Linked DNA regions of Homo sapiens: regions 2 and 3 are each linked to region 1. The links are chromatin contacts, found by Hi-C or POLR2A ChIA-PET in ENCODE. All regions are on one chromosome and are shown on one strand. Each heading gives the region's core, a stretch centred on a gene start or an enhancer-like site at or near the end of the contact. The rest is flanking DNA. Distances are from core to core; before and after follow the strand shown. Region 1 holds the start of MRPL46 (mitochondrial ribosomal protein L46). Region 2 holds the start of RPS17 (ribosomal protein S17). Region 3 holds the start of RAMAC (RNA guanine-7 methyltransferase activating subunit).

The links. Hi-C counts contacts between places; a loop is a spot of excess contacts on that map. ChIA-PET counts read pairs that join two places held with the same protein, here RNA polymerase II (POLR2A). Pooled maps may share reads with other maps.
Region 2: a map with no recorded cell type shows a loop between it and region 1 (7-fold over the local background). The contact joins the promoter of RPS17 here to the promoter of MRPL46 in region 1. A Hi-C loop is called at or near these places in 1 of 37 single-sample maps with no recorded cell type and 7 of 50 pooled maps. POLR2A ChIA-PET finds 5 or more read pairs at or near these places in 1 of 52 experiments (CD8-positive, alpha-beta memory T cell).
Region 3: a pooled map shows a loop between it and region 1 (4-fold over the local background). The contact joins the promoter of RAMAC here to the promoter of MRPL46 in region 1. A Hi-C loop is called at or near these places in 7 of 50 pooled maps.

The regions. Positions count from the first base shown.
Region 1 is chr15:88,465,377-88,469,930 of GRCh38, reverse strand. It overlaps MRPL46 (mitochondrial ribosomal protein L46), which reads left to right and starts at 2,543. Exons shown (of 4, transcript NM_022163.4): 1 at 2,543-2,781; 2 at 4,158-4,344. The coding sequence starts at 2,554. MRPS11 (mitochondrial ribosomal protein S11) reads right to left here and starts at 2,223. Exons shown (of 6, transcript NM_022839.5): 1 at 2,149-2,223; 2 at 1,907-2,023. The coding sequence starts at 2,213. RefSeq lists enhancers at 2,373-2,542, 3,009-4,208.
Region 2 is chr15:82,537,153-82,541,706 of GRCh38, reverse strand. RPS17 (ribosomal protein S17) reads left to right here and starts at 1,250. Exons shown (of 5, transcript NM_001021.6): 1 at 1,250-1,281; 2 at 1,575-1,726; 3 at 2,722-2,827; 4 at 3,336-3,401. The coding sequence starts at 1,279. RefSeq lists an enhancer at 393-894 and silencers at 1,014-1,113, 1,124-1,243.
Region 3 is chr15:82,983,956-82,988,509 of GRCh38, reverse strand. RAMAC (RNA guanine-7 methyltransferase activating subunit) reads right to left here and starts at 2,300. Exons shown (of 4, transcript NM_031452.4): 1 at 2,141-2,300; 2 at 1,126-1,174. It also overlaps a transcript of HOMER2 not described here.

The sequences.
Region 1 (4,554 bases), core at 1,294-3,793:
TTAATCAATGACAACTCCGTCTTTCCAGTTGTTTAGGCCAACAAAATTTGGGGTCTTCCTTCGCTCCTTTTTCTCACACTGTATATTAACAAATCCTGCTTGTTCTACCTTCAAAATATGTCAGACCATTCATAATACCTCCATGGCAATAACCATGGTCCAAGCCACCATTGTTTCTTGTCTGGATTATTTCAATAGTCTTCTAACTGCTTAGAGGACTTTTCCCAGCTTCCATTCTTGCTCTCCAATGGTTTAATATCAACACAGCAGCCAAAGAGCTTACAAGATCTTGTCAGCAAGATCATGTCAACCCTTTATTCAGCAATTTCCATTGGCCTCCCATTTCATTCACAGTAAAAGCTGAAGTCCTCACAACGGCCTACAAAGTCCTACAGAATGTGGCTATGCAGGCCTGCTTGACCCCCACTTCCCCTTTCCAACCGTTATACTCCTACATTTTACTTGTTTTCTATTTACTGTCTTCTACCCACTGGAATTTAAGTTCTATGAGGGCAGGGCTTTTTGTCTGTTTGGTCAGGGATATATCCCCAACACTCTGAACAGTGCCTGGCATTGTTGAAGAAATGACTACAACAGAATCTTGGTTTAGATGCTTTCAGCAGCTCCTCACTGCCTTCAGTGGGGACAGCGTAAAAGCTCCAGTGTGACAGACAAGACCCCTGGCATTCTGATGCCTTCTTGTCTTGTTGGCCTCATCTGCCATCACATACACACCTGAACACACCATGTTTTTTCATACCACATGCCTTTACACAGATGGTTACCTTTGTCTCCAATGACCCACTTCAACTTGTCCAGATGAACTCCCATTCACTTCTGAGCTCCATGTTCTTTTCTCCATGGTCTTGCCTGATTTCCTCAGGAATGAGACACTTATTCTTTTTTTTTTTTTTTTTCTTTGAGACAGAGTCTCAATCTGTCACCCAGGCTGGAGTACAGTGGCGTGATCTTGGCTCACTGCAACCTCCGCTCCCTGGGTTCATGCGATTCTTCTACTTCAGCCTCCTGAGTGGCTGGGATTACAGGTGCCAGACATCACGCCTGGCTAGTTTTTGTGCTTTTAGTGGAGACGGGGTTTCGCCATGTTGGCCAGGCTGGTCTCGATCTCCTGACCTCAAGTAATTCGCCCACCTTGGCCGCCTAAAGTGCTGGGATTAAAGGCATGAGCTACTGCACCCGGCCAGGAGTTAGACACTTATGATTTCATACTTCCAACCAATGCTTACCTCCATTATATTATTGAGCAGATTATGGTTAAAATGTTTGCATGTTTGTCTTCCCTCAAAGACTGTGAACTACTTGTGGGGAGGAATGATCTTTTGTATCTGTATTCACGGCACCTAGCATGGTGTCTCACTCATAGTAGATTCTTGGTAAATGTTTGTTAAATGGATGTGAAGTTAAGTGGATGTGTATACAGCATACAGAGGTGGTGGCACTGGTGGGAAGCAAGATGCCAGTTCCTAGGGCTGAGCACAAAACCCACCCTGGACCATCCGTAAGACGTGCAGGAACATCTGTTCCATCGCTAGCGCCCTCTACCTCCCCATTTTGTTTTGGAGGCAGGGAAGGTTATTGGTCTGAAAAGATCTCCATCTCAGAAGAAAAGAACGCTGATACATGTTATGGATATCTCACATTCACTCATTGATTTAACGAATGTTCACTGAACATTTACTCTGTACCACGGCTCATCTGATTCTCACAACCTCTCTCAGCATTATCCGCATTTTTAGATGAGAAGGCTGAGGCTCAGATTTATTTGCATAAGGTCCCACGGATAGCAAGTGACATAGCTGAAAATTCACTGGTTCTGACTCTGGAGGGTGTCGGGCAAGAGTCAGGGGTTGCGGGTCTCCAGAGGGCTGGTCCAAGTGGGGCTCACCTGAACTTGGTGTGGCTGGGAGCCGCGTTCTGTTCAACTTTCTGCTTGGCCGCAGCGTCTTGGAGCTGTCGAGCGCCTGTGCAGATGGTCCCGGCCGGCGTTCTGGCCACGACCCTGCTGGGAAGAAAAGCTCGGTGAGGGCCACGGCCTAACGGTCACTGGGGCCCGGGTGGCTCAAGGGACACGAGTAGGAGCATAGTCCTGGAGGTGGCGGTGGGCTCGAGGGGGCAGTCATTTGTTACCCGGCTGTCTGGGGCCAAGTCCAGGACCGCAGGAACCGCGACCCCGCGTTTCTCACAGCCTGCATGACTTGAATTGACCCCAGTCAGTTTCCGTCTGCAGCGACAGTCACAGCTGCGCCGGCGCCGGTACCATGAGTGCCTGTCGGGGAGGGGACAGAAGGGAAAGTCATCTACTCTTCATTAGGTCCACTGAATATTTTTATTTCCATTTAAATGCTCAATAAGACTTTCACTGTAGTTCACCAGGGGATTCTTTCCCTTTTTTAATGTTCTGAGATGGTGGGTCACCCCCTCCATATGCGAATGGTTCGTTCTAGCAGTTCCGGGACTGAGCTTTCCCCTAGTTTGCCGCTCCCGCGGCTGAGGGATCCCTGGGAGCCGCGGTGCATTGTGGGAGAACGAAAGATGGCGGCGCCCGTAAGGCGGACGCTGTTAGGGGTGGCGGGGGGTTGGCGGCGGTTCGAGAGGCTCTGGGCCGGCAGTCTAAGCTCTCGCAGCCTGGCTCTTGCAGCCGCACCCTCAAGCAACGGATCCCCATGGCGCTTGTTGGGCGCGTTGTGCCTGCAGCGGCCACCTGTAGTCTCCAAGCCGTTGACCCCATTGCAGGAAGAGATGGCGTCTCTACTGCAGCAGGTGGGACTGAGATGCAGGGTTCAGAGTGACGTTTATTCTGCGTGACTTTGAGCGAGTAATTTCACCTCTCTGAACTTAAGTATACGGTACTTATCCGCAGAATGGTACCTACCTTACTGACTTGGTTTGGTACATAGATGTTCAACAAAAAGTGGTTTCTTTTCATTGGCCGTGTTTATTGTCACCTTAGACAACTCTTTGGAGATACTCTACTTCTTGTTCATGCAACACAATAGGGATCCTGTGGTGAACAAGAATCGGTCCGTGTCACTAGGAGCTTACAAGTCTGGAGGGAGAAAGTCTTTGTGATGTGATGAATGTTAAGAAGGAAATACAAGAGGCGGTGGGCACATCTGTCAGATGCCTATGATAAGCCTACTCTGTTTTATCTCATGGGGCTATCTGTGTGAGGGGCAAGTGAGGAAGCATGGGCAAAAACAGTGTAGTGGCTGTGAAGGTGTGAGGTCGCTACAGAAAGTGTTTGAAGGGTGATATGTTTCCTCAGAATCCGAGATGTTTTTGTCTTGGTCTGTTGAGAACTATAAACTTCTCTTCTGTGCTTTTTGCTTGATTTATTCATTTACTCGCTCGCTTGACAAATATTTGTTACTCAACCTACAGATGTTCATTGTGCCCATACTATGCATCAGAGAGTATGTTAAGTGATAGAGATGCTGTAATGAATAAGGCAGAAGTAGCTCTGGTTCTCAGAGTACTTCAGTCTAGTTGAGTGAGGGGATCAGTCAGTAACCAAATAATCATACAACTAAATGCAGACCCTGATAAGTGTTGTTAAGGAAAACACAAGGCACTATAAGAGTGTTTAACAAATACATCACATTTTGATTTTATGGTGAGTGTCAAGGAATGCCTCAGACTTTCTGAATACAGGTTTTTCTCTTTATGAGAAATGTCTCTCTGAGACAGTCATATTTAAATTGAAATCAGAAAGATGAGTAGGACTCTCCCAGAAGAAAGAATGTGAGGAAAAACATTCTAGGAAGAAGGAACAACCTCTTGAAAGTCCCTGAACAGGAAAGTCCTTGGTGAGTGAGATTCTGATCAAAGACTGACATGACTGGATTGTGGTGAGTCAGCAGGCATTGCCCAACCCAGCTCTCTGTTTTTGTAGCACTCTTGACCCCCAGTGACATTGTAACATTTTTGGCAAATGTAACTCAAGCCCAAAGTTCAGAGGACCTTTTTTTCCCTCCATTTCCTTTCTGCATGGTGTTTTGACTGTGTATCTGGTTATGTTGGGTGATAAACTTCTGAGCTTGCCAAGTGTGCCATGTCTCTGTTTTATTCTTCCTGTTTTTTTTTTCCTTTTAATTTTGCCAGATTAAGGTAGTTTTTTGCCCTTTGAATTTTCCCAGATTGAGATAGAGAGAAGCCTGTATTCAGACCACGAGCTTCGTGCTCTGGATGAAAACCAGCGACTGGCAAAGAAGAAAGCTGACCTTCATGATGAAGAAGATGAACAGGATATATTGCTGGCGCAAGATTTGGAAGATATGTGGGAGCAGAAATTTCTACAGTTCAAACTTGGAGCTCGCATAACAGGTTGTGATCCTTTTAGGCCAGCCAGAAGGAAGGGAAAAGGGGTATTTGGATTCCCAAATAAAAGACAGTTGCTTGGCCCCTGCTTTGTGTTTTAAGTAACAAATAATTTCATATTCTTTTCTTTGTTGCTCACATCTACCATAATACGACTTAAAAAGTCTGTCTTATTTTCGGGTGAGAGGTAAGGGTATTGGAATAGCCTTTTCTCTC
Region 2 (4,554 bases), core at 1-2,500, 5.9 Mb after region 1:
AATCGCTTGAACTTGGGAGGCAGAGGTTGCAGTGAGCCGAGATCGCGCCACTGCACTCCAGCCTGGGCGACAGCAAGACTCCGTCTCAAAAACAAAAACAAAAACAAAAACCCTGATCTTTCACTTCGGGCCTGACAGCAGCTTGACTGGAAGTTTGCTCCCGCAGTTCTGAGATTCTGGCCTTTTCTTTTGTCCCATTGGTACTTTTTGCTGCCAGGGTTTCCTGTCCTTCAGGTTTCCATCCCCAATCAGTTGAGAGTCCGACTGGAGTACCCAAGGTGCGTTGAGGAATGAGGCACAGCCCTGGGCTTAACTCATCCAGCCTGGCCAGCTCAGCCTTCCCCTGTCAGGTGGGAGCCTAGGATTGCTGTCAGCCCAGGGAGCAGAGTTGGAAGAAGGGGGCAGGGCCCTACCTAGGCTGCGGCCCATCGGGGCAGCCTGCGCTGGTGGCTTCGGAAGGCCCTGGTTTGAGGATGGGTGCGGCAGGAACAGCCTGAAGATAGTGGATGGAGAAGGTACCTGAGGTGTTGGGAGCTCTGCTGGTGAGCTGGGCCCTTCACGTCAATGTTAGAGGTTGTTACGTGCTAGGCGCTGTTCAAGCACTGGGAATTAGCTAAACAAAATGACCATTACTGTCATGGAGCTCACCCCTAGTTGAGAAAAATAAGCCGAATCACACGGCAAGTGCTAGGAAATATAAGCAGGGATAGTGAGGGAGTTATTTTACCTAAGTTTGAAGGGAAAGCCCTCTGATAAGGCGACATTTGAGCAAAGGCCCGGAAGAAATGAGATACGTCTCGCCCAGTCGCACCCTGTCTCTACCTGACAAGTCTCCGGCCCGCGGACTGAGTGGGGGACCTGGGCGGCCGCCATCCCCCACTTCCTCATTGTTCCACGGCCCTGGATCGCCTTCTTTTCTCGGTCCTCCCGAGGACCGGATGCTTCTCCTCTCCCTGGCGTGTGTGGAAGAGATGGACGCTACGCTAGAGCACATCGCACGGGCGGTCCCATTAAAAATCAGATGGGGGAGAGAAGCGAGCCCAAGTCAACCGAGGGGAGCGGGGAGCGGAAAGGGAGGAGCCGTCGGGGGCGGGACAGACACCCTGCCCACCGGAGGGGCGCGCCACCGCCGCCCCCGCTCCACTCCGCCAGGGGGCGCTGTGTGGCTCCCGAGTAGGCTCAGAGCGACCGTGGCCGGGCGGAAGCGGCTTTCTGGCCTAAGCTTTAACAGGCTTCGCCTGTGCTTCCTGTTTCCTCTTTTACCAAGGACCCGCCAACATGGTAGGTGTTTTGGCTCGAGGCCGCCATCCTCCACAATCGTCCCCCATCTGCAGCTTCCCGCGGTCCTCAGCCCACAGAGAGGCCCTGGGCCGGGAAGGCGCAGAGCCCTGTCAGGCTGGAGCGCAACGGGCCGGCGGCTTCCGCATTAAGCCCGGCGCCCGGCACTGTTTAGCCGGGCCCTCTCCGGCTCAGCGCAGCCGGCGGTCCCCAACCACACCGGCCGGGGCTCGGCGCCGCACTCTTCCCAGAAGGTTGCGCTGGCTCGTGAGTGATCCTGTCCTCTCCACCCGCAGGGCCGCGTTCGCACCAAAACCGTGAAGAAGGCGGCCCGGGTCATCATAGAAAAGTACTACACGCGCCTGGGCAACGACTTCCACACGAACAAGCGCGTGTGCGAGGAGATCGCCATTATCCCCAGCAAAAAGCTCCGCAACAAGATAGCAGGGTGAGTCGGGCCTTCCTCGGCCTCCGGGGCTCCGCGATCTGTTTGTGTGCTCTGCCGCCCTCCGACTCGGGAAGAGACGGTGCCTTGGTGGTTTCGTTAGCCTGAGACTCCCTGGTGTCCCGGAGAAGGGCTAGAGCTCTGCGTGTGCAGGATTTCTGTTGTGAACTTAGGCCTGTGTCATGACTGGCCGCGGTGACCCTGGGTCGAAGGTAGCCACCGTCAGACCTCTTGCTTTGAAGCTACGTTGCTTTTAGTTGTCAACTTTTTTCTTTCTTTTTTTTCTTTTTTTTTTGAGACGGAATCTTGCCCTGGCGCCCAGGCTAGAGTGCAGTGGCGCCATCTCGGCTCACTGCAACCTCCGTCTCCCGGGTTCAAGCGATTGTCATGCCTCAGCCTTCCCAGTAGCTGGGATTAGAGGCACGTGCTACCACACTCGGCTAATTTTTGTATTTTTAGTAGACAACAGGGTTTCACAATGTTGACCAGGCTGGTCTCGAACACCTGACCTCAAGCGATCCGCCCGCCTCGGCCTCCCAAATTGCTGGGATTACAGGCGTGAGCCACCTCGCCCGGCTGGATGTCAACTTCTAATGCTTACTTCACAGTTGCAGTTACTGTTCGAGAGATTTATAGGCATATGGCCTGGAAGAATAGTGCCAAAGTCAACGTATTAATTGCCAAGTTATGTGAATTTGAAATTGGAAGAAAATGAAGGCTGTGAAGGGTCGTGAAACTGCGGGGCGGGGCGGGGCGAGTTGGGGGTGGGGCGCTTGATCATCATGAAGGAGAGTTTGAATAGAGAGTGAGAAACCAAGGGGAAGGAATGCTCAGGCCAGTGGAGGTTCTATGTGTAGGAGGTCCCAGGATAGTGAGTCCTCTTCCTTCTCACTGTGGAAAAGAACTAAAGCGGGTATTTATATATGCACATGTGCTCAGTACCAGGTGGGAGTTGATTTGTCTTCTCACTGTTCTCTTTGGCTGTGTGTGCTTTGTAGTTATGTCACGCATCTGATGAAGCGAATTCAGAGAGGCCCAGTAAGAGGTATCTCCATCAAGCTGCAGGAGGAGGAGAGAGAAAGGAGAGACAATTATGTTCCTGAGGTAAACTTTCTGGATATTTGGGCTTCTGGCTAATCCTCAAATGATAAAGCTATGGGTTCTTGGCTTCCAAAGGGACCTCAGCTGAATCTGAGACCTTTAATCCATACATTCCATAACCAGCTGTGGGTGCCCATAGGCCCCCTACCAGTTTCTTAGCCTCCATTCTGCTCTTCTGGAACCAGTTAAGTCTATTCCATATTTCATGAGAGCCCTTAATGTTGATTTGATGACTGCTGTCGTGGCTCGATTGTTTGCCCCTAATATAGTATTCTTTGGTGTAAACACAGACTTCAAGTGTTCTGAATACTGAATGAGGGCATGGGAAGGTAAGGCCAGAAGAACAGGTCATCGGGGTCTGTAATACTGTAAGAGACTGCTCACCTTGTGAGAGGAATGCTATCCTTGTGCAGCTCCTCTTCCCCATATTTAAGAACCTGGGGAGAGGAGGAGGAGAGGTGAGTGATAATCTCATTGATTGGTATTTTGACCCTACCTCGTTTCCTTGTAGGTCTCAGCCTTGGATCAGGAGATTATTGAAGTAGATCCTGACACTAAGGAAATGCTGAAGCTTTTGGTAAGTGTTTGCTGGATTCCTAAAGTGGTATTTTCCTGGTCAAAAACCATCAGTAGGTCTTATTATCCAAGGTCACCCAGCTAGTAAGTGGCAGAGTTGGGAATCCCATCTAAACTTGTAGCCACTAAACTGGACTGCTTTCATAAGGGGTGTAGCGGAAGTTGTGTGCATTGAGTTAGTTCGCCACAAGATCATGATTCCCAAATCTAGTGGCTTCCAGGACACCTTTTCTCTCTTGGCTGCTTCTGTTCTTGGTTTTATAGCTGGCTTACGTTGCCCCCTTTGTGTCAGCCCTGGCTGAATCTGCCTGCTTTTCTTCTGTGAAGGCATTCCTTTGGTGTCTCCATGCTAACCACTCAGAAATGAGCTTTGGTCCATTTCCAGGTACATACAAGGCACTACTTAGGTAGTTCACGAGTATCTTCATTGCACTTTGATGTTTTTTCTATGGCTTATCTTAGTCCTTTTGCATACTTGGGTGAAAGCATGGGCTTCATGGGCGGTTGGTGATTTTGAACAACTTCATTTTTCCTATTTTTATGGTCATTAAATGTTTAAGACACTCAAAAAGGTAGTAGCAAAATGAACTCACATGTACTTTCCCAGCTTCAGAAAAACATCACCAGTACAGCTACAGCCCCGCTGTGGGTCTTTTCTTCCTGAAATAACCACTGCGCTGAATGCAGCATTTTTGTTGAAACTAAAATGGGTTTCTGAGGACCAAATAGGACATGGAGTTCCAGGTATAAGTTGGGCCCTTGGCTTCTTGCCCTGCCTACCAGCCTGAACTTGTTTGAGGGCAGGGTCTGCTCTTGCCTCCCTCCCTTCTGCTTGATGCCTTGTGTACTTGGGCCCTTCACAAATGTTGATTAGATTAGTAATAGCTCTTACCCAGGGCTGGTCCTGGAAAGCAAGTGGCACTGTGTATTCTCAAAGGGACAGAGTTTTGCTTTAGAGGACATTTGGCAATGTCCAGACACATTTTTCGTTCTCATAGCCAGGGGATACCTGCTAACTTCTAAGGGGTAGAGGCCAAGGATGTTGCTAAACTTTCTGCAATACACAGTACAGCTGCCTATAACAAAGAATGTCCAGCCCAGGATGTCTACGTTGCCAAGATTGAGAAACGGTGTTTTAGAGTGATTGATAGGAA
Region 3 (4,554 bases), core at 1,051-3,550, 5.5 Mb after region 1:
CAAAAAGATGTGACAATGGAAGCTATTGTGATAACTTCTTCATTAGTCTGCCTTTCCTCCAAACATATGCAAATATTTGTAACATTTATACTACCTACTTTAACCCCAACAAAATTAAACGGAAATTATTGTTGCATTGCAAGAAACAATATGTAGATTTTTTCTTTTTCCTTTTCCCCCAGACGGAGTCTTGCTCTGTCACCCAGAGTTGGAGTGCAATGGCGCGATCTCAGCACACTGCAACCTCTGCCTCCCAGGTTCAAGCAATTCTCCTGCCTCAGCCTCCCAAGTAGCTGGGATTACAGGCACGCGCCACCACACCCAGCTAATTTTTGCATTTTTAGTAGAGATGGGGTTTTGTTGGCCAGGCGGGTCTTGAACTCCTGACCTCATAATCCGCCCGCTTTGGCCTCCCAAAGTCCTGGGATTACAGGTATGAGCCACTGCGCCCAGCCTTTTTTTTTTTTTTTTTTTGAGACGGAGTTTCACTCTTGTTGCCCAGGCTAGAGTGCAATGGCGCGATCTCGGCTCACTGCAATCTCTGCCTCTCGAATTCAAGTGATTCTCCTGTCTCTGCCTCCCGAATAGCTGGGATTACAGGTGCACGCCCGCTCGCTAATTTTTGTATTTTTAGTAGAGACAGGGTTTCATCATGTTGGCCAGGCTGATCTTGAACTCCTGACCTCAGGTGATCTGCCTGCCTCAGCCTCCCAAAGTACTGGGATAACAGGCATAAGCCACCGCGCCCAGCCTGACACTCTTATCTTTCAGGCTATTGCTCTTAGTATGCTTTATCAAATACCAAATATCAGACTTTCAATGTGTCTGGGATTGGCAAACTATATCAAATTCTCAAATCCAAGGAATGAGTTTTAAATAAATTCAGCTAATTAAAAATCATGTCTAGAATTCTAGTGGGATCACAGAAATCACTAAAAAGATGACCCATACCTAATCCAGATGGGCAGTAAAAATCATAAGGCAAGGAAAAGGTGCTACTCCATTTTTATGTTCTCATATGTTCTCCCACGACTCCCCACCCATACTCATGTAAACAAATATCAACTGTATTATTACTGAGAACGAAATTTAAATAGAATGTTAATCGACCCAAGCTTTACTTACCCCAAAGGTTTGAGGCAGCTGTACTGCTTAATGTTTAGGTTGTTTAAATCTGTGGGAGGAAAAAAACAAACTTGACTTTATTTAAGGAAACTCTCAAAAGGTGTTTGTAGGGGAGGGTGGCGCATAAGAGTCTTATTCAAGGAAAGAATTGGAGTAAAAGTGCTCTAAGGCCAGGCGCGGTGGCTCACCTCTGTAATCCCAACACTTTGGGAGGCCGAGGCGGGCAGATCACGAAGTCAAGAGATCGAGACCAGCCTGGCTAACACGGTGAAACCTCGTCTCTCCTAAAAATAGAAAAAATTAGCCAGGCGTGGTGGCATGTGCCTGTAGTCCCAGCTACTCGGGAGGCTGAGGCAGGAGAATCGCTTGAACTTGGGAGGCGGAGATCGCGCCACTGCACTCCAGCCTGGGCGACAGAGCGAGACTCCGTCTCAAAAAAAAAACAAAAAACAAACCAAAAAAACGCTCTAAAGACTTCCAAAGCTAATATTCCAAAGAGGGAACTGGTTCTCAAGAGCAAGAAGCTACAAGATTTGTCCTCTGGGCCTTCAAAAGCAAAATAGTTCAAGTATGAATACAAACTTCATAAAGTATGTATGTTCTTTTAGGGTAAGCCTTTCAGATTTGTACTTGAATACTGCTAATTTATTCACCACAAATAAAACCACAAAGAACTTTGGCTGCGGGCGACTAACCCTGGAAATAACCAACCAGAATGGGGTTTCGCTGCCCTGGGAGGTGAGCCCGGGGAACAGACGAAGATGCAGACTGAAAACAACTGCGTTTTCCAGTCCGTCCTCAAGGCACATCACAGCTTGCTTACCAAGGTTCTGGCAGATTTGCTCCCTTCCGAAGCACCTTATACCTCCAGAAGTGAGGGAAATTATGGGCCGTGAGAAGTAAACGGGCTTCGGTCTAGCAAAGAGTACAGATCACCGCACAGGGGGAGGACACCTCGCTGGCCACCCAGCTCGGCCGCCCCGCTCCCTCCTCCCGGGCGTCCGGGGCGACTCACCCGCCAAGGGCTATGTCAATCCAGCTCAGGCCGAACCCCGCCGGCGAGACACTGAGAAGCCCAGGAGAGGTGGCCTCTGGTCCACTACACCGTGGAACTCCAGACCACTCCAGTTCTCCAATGTAACCGAGCGCCTTCCTCTAAAATCCGACAACCACCTGACTTCCGCTTCCGGCGGGCTAAAGTTGAGGGTGCCTGTCAAGTCTCGCGATAACTAAGGCTCTCCGTGTGGATCGCTTTGCAACAGATCGCTTCTTCAAATGCTGGCACAACGCCCAGAGCTCGATGAGGTGTGGGCAAGTAGCTGTCTAAAGGTGGATGATGCCCTCCATGCACTTTCAGCCTGCCTGGTGGCTGGGCAGTCGAAAACGTCGCCGTCTATTAAGCTCCTTTGATTGGGAGCAGGTGACGGGTAGAGACGGAAGTTCTGGGAATCACCGGAGAAGGGAGGGAAGGGCTCCTTCCGGCCGCCTGCTCCCGGAGTCTTCGTGGGGAACGTGAGGTGAGAGCAGGCGGTGAAGAGTAGACACGACTGATGACTTCAGGGATGCTACACCTTTCTCTCCTGCCTGGGCAAGCCTCGGTAGTAAGATTTCCGTAGTCCGTTTTGTATGTGGTTTTGCAGAAACATACCCCCTCTCTGCTCCAGCTTCAGTCGTCAGTATCCAGCTACTTCCAAGAGTCTTGCCCATGTCTTGTGGGATGTTCAGCAAATGTATAAACACTTAATATCCCGACAAAGCTTGGCCTCTTCCCTCCCAAATTACTTCCCAGGCTATGCACCCGTTTTTGTTAATACAACCAACTTGGAAACTTTGATGTCAGATTTGATGCCCTTTCTTGCCTTTCCATGCTCCAATCACTTGCCAAGTCCTGTCGATTGTACCCCTACAGTAATTCTTGCATCTTCTTACCCACTGCCCCCACCTAATCAACGTTCTCATTACCATCCCCTGCACGGTGTCAGTGCAGTACCTTTCTCATTGATGTCCTGCCTCTAGCATCACTCTGCTACTAGCCTATCTTACATATACCTGCTATAGGTGTAGCCATCTTCAAGCACCACCGTGATCCAAAATAGCTGATCCAATGGCTCTCTGTTGCCTGTAGATTAAAGGTCAAGTTTATTAACTTGGATTCAAAACTTTTTTTATTTTCTGCTGTTCCCCTTCCATTCTCCCTCAGTCAGTGGTAAACCAGACCCTGTGAAGTACGTCATGCATAAATTATTACATTTTTATAGATTGCTCATGTCCCTTGCATGAAATACCTGTCTCTCCCCCTCATCTCCAAATGTTGAAATTCTTTCCATTATTTAAAGCTTTAGAAAGTGACATCTCTACCTAGAAATAATTTTTCTTTCTATTGAGAGTCCATCATATTTCTGGAATTTCATGTATTTAGTTATTACCACTTTCTAACTTCGAACTAAAATTATTTACTTGCAAGTCTTTCCCCCTATTAAACTGTAAACAGGCCTTTATCTAATGCATTTCTACATTCTGGAGTGTATAACATTGTGCTTTTTTTGTTTGTTTGTTTGTTTGTTTCTTTGACACAGGGTCTCATTCTGTTGCCCAGGCTGGAGTGCAGTGACGTGGTCATGGCATACTGCAGCCTCGACTTCCTGGGCTCAGGCGATCCTCTCAGCTCAGCCTCCGGAGAGCTGGGACTACAGGTGCACACCACCACCCTGCTAATTTTTTGTATTTTTTGTAGAGATGGAATTTTGCAGTATTGCCCAGTCTGGTCTCGAACTCTGGGCTCAAGCAGTCCACCCACCTCAGCCTCCCAAAGGGCTGGGATTACAGGCCTGAGCCGTGGAGCCCAGCCCCACATTGTGCTTTTTCCATGACGTTAGCACTGAATAAATGTTTGTGGAATGAATGATAGAACTATGAATATTCCAAGTAATGTTTTAGAAACATTAACCTAGCAAAAGTATATAGGATAGTATGGATGAGGGAATAGGATAGTCTTGGTGTTGGGTAGTAAAGGTAAGAGGTGTAACAACCAAGGTTACAATAATTGAATAAAAGGCCGGGTGCGGTGGCTCACGCCTGTAATCCCAGCACTTTGGGAGGTCGAGGCGGGTGGATCATGAGGTCAGGAGATCAAGACCATCCTGGCTAACACGGTGAAACCCTGTCTCTACTAAGTATACATAAAATTAGCTGGGCGTGGTGGCCGGCGCCTGTAGTCCTAGCTACTCGGGAGGCTGAGGCAGGAGAATGGCGTGAACCCAGGAGGCGGAGCTTGCAGTGAGCAGAGATTGCGCCACTGCACTCCAGCCTGGGTGACAGAGCAAGACTCCGTCTCAAAAAAAAAAAAAAATAATAATAATAATTGAATAGTACTATTCTGGAGCTCCAGTAGTGCAATTGGTTAGCGCGCTATAGTGCGCTAAATAGTAA